Regions from separate parts of the Homo sapiens genome. Here region 2 is linked to region 1. Evidence: chromatin contacts called from ENCODE Hi-C or POLR2A ChIA-PET data. All regions are on one chromosome and are shown on one strand. The core of a region is the stretch at or near the end of the contact, and the rest is flanking DNA. Distances in the headings are between cores, read along the strand shown. Region 1 holds the start of GALNT9-AS1 (GALNT9 antisense RNA 1). Region 2 holds the start of GALNT9 (polypeptide N-acetylgalactosaminyltransferase 9).

Region 1 (2,700 bases), core at 38-2,537:
TCATAAAAATGAATGACCTTATCCGAGAAGCCGTCCTACATCCCAGCACAGTAACATGCCCCTGCTCTGTGTTTGCGGACTCCTCATGCATATTAATTGTTTAAGCCTGAGCAGCCTGGCTGTCAGCTCTAATAGATGCAGATTTACCGGATGGCACTTTGAGGAGCTGGGAGCAGGTACCTCAGCCCAGTCCAGATTCCTGATGAAGCTGCTCTGTCTAAAGCCTTCTGCGTCTCGGGTCTGGGATGGGAAGGGAGTAGACGTGGACGGTGAGGATGGGAGAAGCCAGGTACCATCGTGGAGATAGGCGGCGAGCCATGTGGCTTTTCTGCAGGAACAGCTACCAGGTTTCTTTCCTCATCAAGGTTGGGAGCTGCGGCCGGTTCCCCAGCTGACATCTTCCCGTTTCACACGTGCCCGGCTCTGTCCAGGCCTGGGGTCTGTGCCCTGGGAAGGAAATGTCTCAGGGGGAGTGGGACCCTTGGGTGAGCACCAGGGGAATGCACTCCCACTGGGTGGTCTTTGCCTTTGAAGCAGCTCTCCCGGCCTCTCCGGGCACAACTTTAAGCAAGCTTGTCCTTGGTTCATGGAAGCCAACCGGAAAGCTGAGGTTCCTGCCCTGTGGCTTCCTGCTGCAATGTGGATTCACTGGGACCTGCGGGGCAGAGCCGGCTCGATGCCAGGCAGCCCTGGACTCTCTAAGCAGAAAGAGCCTTCTCAGGCCTGGGATCCAGCTCCCCCTTCTCCCACTGTGCGGGTGGCCTGGGATCCAGCTCCCACACACACACCTGGGCACACACACATGCACACGCAGCATCTCACCCACAGACCCAGCACACACCTGGAGACAGATGGACCTCAGACGGACCCCGGCGGCCCAGCCGAGGCGCTCGTGTCACCCATGGCTCCTGTTCATAAGGCGAAGGGCACGCGCCGATCGCAGACGATCACTTCCACACAGACTTGCATTATGTGGGTTTCATTTGCACGAAATCCACCTGGGCTGGACCAGGACTCCTTCAACAGCAAGTGACAGAAAATCCATCTCAAATTGGCTTAAGCTAGAAAGAGAGGCAGTGGGGAGAGAGACAGAGAAGGAGGGAGGGAGGGAAGTGTCCCTGCAATGACAAAGCCTGAGGAAGCCCTGGCGTTGGCCAGGAGGATTCACGGCTCAGGCGATATCATCGGGCCAGCGTCTTGCCAGCTCTCCGTGCTCCTCTTGGTCTTGCTGGCTTAGCCTGAGCCTCCACTGTCTGCAAGAGGCTGCAGCCACTCCAGCCTCACGTCCTGTCTCCCGGAGCCCAGCCAACCTCTCCTGGCTCTGATTGGGCCGTGTGTCTCTCCCTGAGCCTATTGCCATGCTGATTGGCTCAGCCTGGTCCTGTGCCCTCCCCTTCATCCAGGGCTGGAACTCCACCCAGCTACTTAGGGAGTTCCTGCCGGGCTGAGCCCCATGTTTTATGGGAAGGAGGAGGGAAGCGGCTGAGCAGGGCAAGAGCGAAAGTCCACTGCCTGGCAAGGACAGCCTAGACACGGGGGAAAGAAGGGACATGGAGGGGCTGAGCCCTGTCACACGTCATGCCCTGCATGCCGGGCTGGACATGGAGAAGCTGAGCGTGCAGTCTGGAGCTGAGGCTGGGAAGCCCTGATACATGGCTTAGAAGTGAGTTGGTGACAACTGGACGGTTCCCCAGCAGGGGCAAGCACCAGAGTGATGGGAACAGCCCCTGCTGCCAGGAGCCCACGGGGGGAGTGTGCACGTGTGTGCGTGTGTGTGGTGTATCCTGTGTGCACGTGGTATGTTCATAGATGTGTAGTGTCTGTGCATGTGTGCGTGTGTGTGGGGTATGTTCTTGTGTGTGGCATATGTTCATGTGTGCGTGTGTGTGGTGTCTGCTTATGTGTGCATGTGTGTGTGGTGCTGTAGCTTCTAATTCAGCCCAAGCCACAACTTAGACTTTTAATGTTACGTTCAAACAAAACCATTTGGAGACTCACCCACAGCTCTGAGGCTTTGGACGACGCCCGCTCATCACCTGCCTTCCCCTCTGCTGAGTGCAATGAATTCAAGCTCCATAAAGGCCACACATGGAGCCCTGTGTGCGTCTACAGTTCTGGGTCCCGAGATGAGGCGGTGAAACAGCAAACCCACACCCAGAACCCCTGCCCCAGGAGCCCCAGCCAGCAGGAGAGCAGGGCAGGGGTGCAAAGAGCAAGCCGGGGGTGGGGGTGGGAGAGGCAGAGCAGCAGGCTGGAGGCCGGGGCTCTGGTGGGATTTTACGTTGAGCACGGGGTGAGCCTCTTGAAGGGTGAGGGCGTGTGTGGCCATCCAGGTGGGGGTGGGGAGCGCAAAGGCCCTGGGGCAGGAGCAGGCCTGGAGCGCAGGCCACAGAGCCAGGGGCCGGGCGCAGGTGAGTGAGCCAAAGGGAACCAAGAGGGGATGGTGGAGGGAGCGGCCTGGCTGAGCAACCCGGGGCTTTGACCTTCTCAGGGGCAATGGGAAGCCTGGAATTGCATGGGCTGGTGTGGAGGTCACCGTGACCTTGCCAGGCCTGGGGGTGCAGCCGCAGTGCCCAGGGAGGTGAGAAGGGGCTGGCCAGGCTGCCTGTTGTGAAGAGCGGAGAAGTATGAGAGAGATGTGGAGCAGGGCGTCTGGCTTTTCTCTGACCTGCGATGGGCTGGTGGGAGCAGGAGCGAGCT
Region 2 (2,836 bases), core at 2-2,501, 54 kb before region 1:
ACATGTGAACACACACACAGACATACATAGACACATACACAAATACACACAGGCACAGACAGACACATGCACACGCATGAACACACACAGAGACAATGCACACAGACACAGGCACATGCACACACAGATACATGCACACACGGGCACACAGACATGCACACAGAAACACGTGGACACATGCACATGCATGCGTGCTGACAACACAGACATGCACATATGCAGATACACAGGCACACAGAGGCAAATGCATGCACACTCATGCACACACACGGACACACACACAGCCAAGAGCTGTGAAGCCCCTTGCCTTACTCATCTCTGTATGGAGAGCCAAGCACAGCCATGCTCTTAATAAATGCTCCGTCATTTATTCACTCATCCCGCAAATGTTTACTGAACACCAGCTATGTGTCCAATCTCTGGGAACACAGGGGTGAACCCTGCCTTTGGGTGAAACTCCTGCCTCTTGGGTGCTTGCATTCTGCCAGTGGAAGTTGGGCCCCTGTGCTGCGCGGCTTGGCTGACATCTCCCCTGGCTTCCAGGGTCTCCTCCACAAAACGCCAGTGTGGGGCCAGATCAGAGCCTGGGCTGGGGGTGGGGGCAGCCGGGGTTTGCGGCCTCGGGTCTTACCTGCGAGCCTGGCTCAGGGACGGGGCCTTCTCCCTCCTGGTGGCTCCAGGGCCCCCTGCTGTTCCCGGAGGTCCGGCTGCATCCCAAGCCCCAACCCCCCCATACCCGTCCCGGGACTCAGCTTCCCCAGTCCTCAGCCCTGGACGGGGGAGAGGGAGGGAGGCCGGGAGCTCGGCTTGGGGAGGGGTGGGCAGGAGACTACCAGAGTGGCCCTGACCCGGGTCCTGCCCCGGCCGCCCCCTCCCCCATTCACTCCCGGCGACACCGCCCTGGCCAGGCATTCCCGGAGGCCCCGCTGCCCTCGGGTCAAGCTTGGGGTCGATTCGGACCGTGCTGGCCGTTGGGGGCCCCGGGCGTCTGGCGGGTCCTGGGGAGGGAGGGTCCGCGCCTGCCCCGCCCCCGCTCCCCGCGCCCGCGCGCCCTTGGCCCAGGCTACCCCGCGCGCCCCGCCCCCCGTCCCCCGCCCCCCGGACCTGCTGTCCTGGGGTCCCCGGGGGGGCGCGGTGGGGGGGGCGGGGCAGGCGCGCGGGGCGGTCCCGGGGGGCGGCCTTGAGGGGTGGGGGAGGCGGGGCGGGGCGGTCCTGGGGCCGCGGTTGCAGATGAGGTGAGGTGAGGCCGCGTCACTCTGCACCGGCGCGGTGGCTGCGGGGCGGGCAGGACAGGAGCCGGCACAGACACCGAGCGCCGCCCGCCCGCGCCTTCCCCGCCGCCCCCCGGCGCCCCCGGCCCCCCTCACCGCTCCCCGGGGCGGGGCCGCGCCCTCTGAGCGGGGGATGCCGGCCGCGCCCCGCGACCCCAGCCCCGGGCAGCCCTCTGCGCTCTGGGGGACCCCCGGCGGCCGTGGCCCGGCGCGCTGAGCTGGTGCTGAAGGGACAGCTCCGGCCGAGCCCCGCAGCCCCCGCAGCCCCGGGCGGCTCATGGTCCCCGAAGCCGAAGCTGAAGCCCAGGCCCGGGCGGGGATGCTGGGGATGCCCCGCGGGTGAGGCCCCCGCTGCAGCCGTGTTCATGGCGGTGGCCAGGAAGATCCGAACTTTGCTGACGGTGAACATCCTGGTGTTCGTGGGCATCGTCCTGTTCTCCGTGTACTGCCGCCTGCAGGGCCGCTCCCAGGAGCTCGTGCGCATCGTGAGCGGCGACCGCCGGGTGCGCAGCCGACACGCCAAGGTGGGCACGCTGGGGGACCGTGAGGCCATCCTGCAGCGCCTGGACCACCTGGAGGAGGTGGTCTACAACCAGCTCAACGGTGAGCGGGGGCGCCGGGGCGGAGTGGGGGCAGCCCTGCCCGGGACAGTGGCCACCCCGGGCGCGATGGGTCAGGCCGGCCTCGGGTGCGCGCCCCTCTGCGCCCCTGTGGGAGGGAATATACAGGAGAGAGGAGAGGGAAGGGCCGCGGAAGCCCCTTCAGCAGCGGGCAGCAACCTGGGTTCCCCCCGCACCGGGCACCCACCCCTCCAGTGGAGACTTGAGGAATCCCCCTGCCCCCACAATGACGCAAACTTGCTCTCCGAGGGAACTTCTGCAGAGGATCTTTGGAGCTGCTCTAGAAGCAGGCAGTGCCTAGGTCCAGGAGTGTGGGGTGGGGGGCTGGCTTGGCGCTCCAGGAGTGGGGGCCGTCAGGTTTAGGCTGCGCCGACCCCTCCACTCTTGAAGGTGGGGAAAGAGGAGGGTGGGGACGCCACACTTGGGAGGCTGCTGGTGCAGTGTCCTTTGCCCCTGAGGTTCGAAGGCACCCCAAATGCTTCGACCACTGGGCTAGGCGGCCCCCTGTCCTGGGGGTGCCCGAGGCCGCGTTAGAAAGTTGTTATGGGAGAAGCTTGAAGCTGAGACCTGAGACTCCTGGGAGGATGGAGTTGAGGATCATGCAGGGCTTGGCAGGACTCATTACCCAGGGGGGCCCAAGTTGTGGCACCTGGGAGCCCCAGAATCCATGAAAGCCTCCAGCTCCCGGTGGGTCTGTTTCATCACGAGCGGACGTAGGTCAGCCCGAGGAGCAGCACCGGCATCACCACAGGTCAGGGCCAGCGGCCACAGCTGCTGAGAGCAAGCACTTTTCCAGCTGCTCCACCTTCCCGGAGGAGCAGCCGCCCCCAAGGCCACTCTGCACCGGGGCGCCAGGAAGGAGAAAGTTTGCATGTGCCTACATCACTAGCTGGTGTGGCTTTCCGTTCCGTGCCGATGATTCAGGCTTCTGCCTTGGCAGCCCCA

The links. A loop is a pair of places that touch in the nucleus more often than their neighbours do. ChIA-PET counts read pairs that join two places held with the same protein, here RNA polymerase II (POLR2A). Pooled maps may share reads with other maps.
Region 2: a map of thyroid gland shows a loop between it and region 1 (1.9-fold over the local background). The contact joins the promoter of GALNT9 here to the promoter of GALNT9-AS1 in region 1. A Hi-C loop is called at or near these places in 10 of 168 maps with a recorded cell type or tissue (MCF 10A, PC-3, PC-9 and 7 more) and 3 of 50 pooled maps. POLR2A ChIA-PET finds 5 or more read pairs at or near these places in 2 of 52 experiments (MCF 10A and PC-9).

What each region holds. Positions count from the first base shown.
Region 1 is chr12:132,273,978-132,276,677 of GRCh38, reverse strand. GALNT9-AS1 (GALNT9 antisense RNA 1) reads right to left here and starts at 1,287. Exons shown (of 4, transcript NR_024563.1): 1 at 842-1,287; 2 at 148-447. The region is part of intron 2 of GALNT9 (polypeptide N-acetylgalactosaminyltransferase 9); the gene reads left to right. RefSeq lists enhancers at 323-1,099, 1,909-2,700.
Region 2 is chr12:132,328,004-132,330,839 of GRCh38, reverse strand. It overlaps GALNT9 (polypeptide N-acetylgalactosaminyltransferase 9), which reads left to right and starts at 1,251. Exons shown (of 11, transcript NM_001122636.2): 1 at 1,251-1,874. The coding sequence starts at 1,637. It overlaps LOC101928416 (a long non-coding RNA gene), which reads right to left and starts at 990. Exons shown (of 2, transcript NR_120467.1): 1 at 632-990. RefSeq lists an enhancer at 2,613-2,836.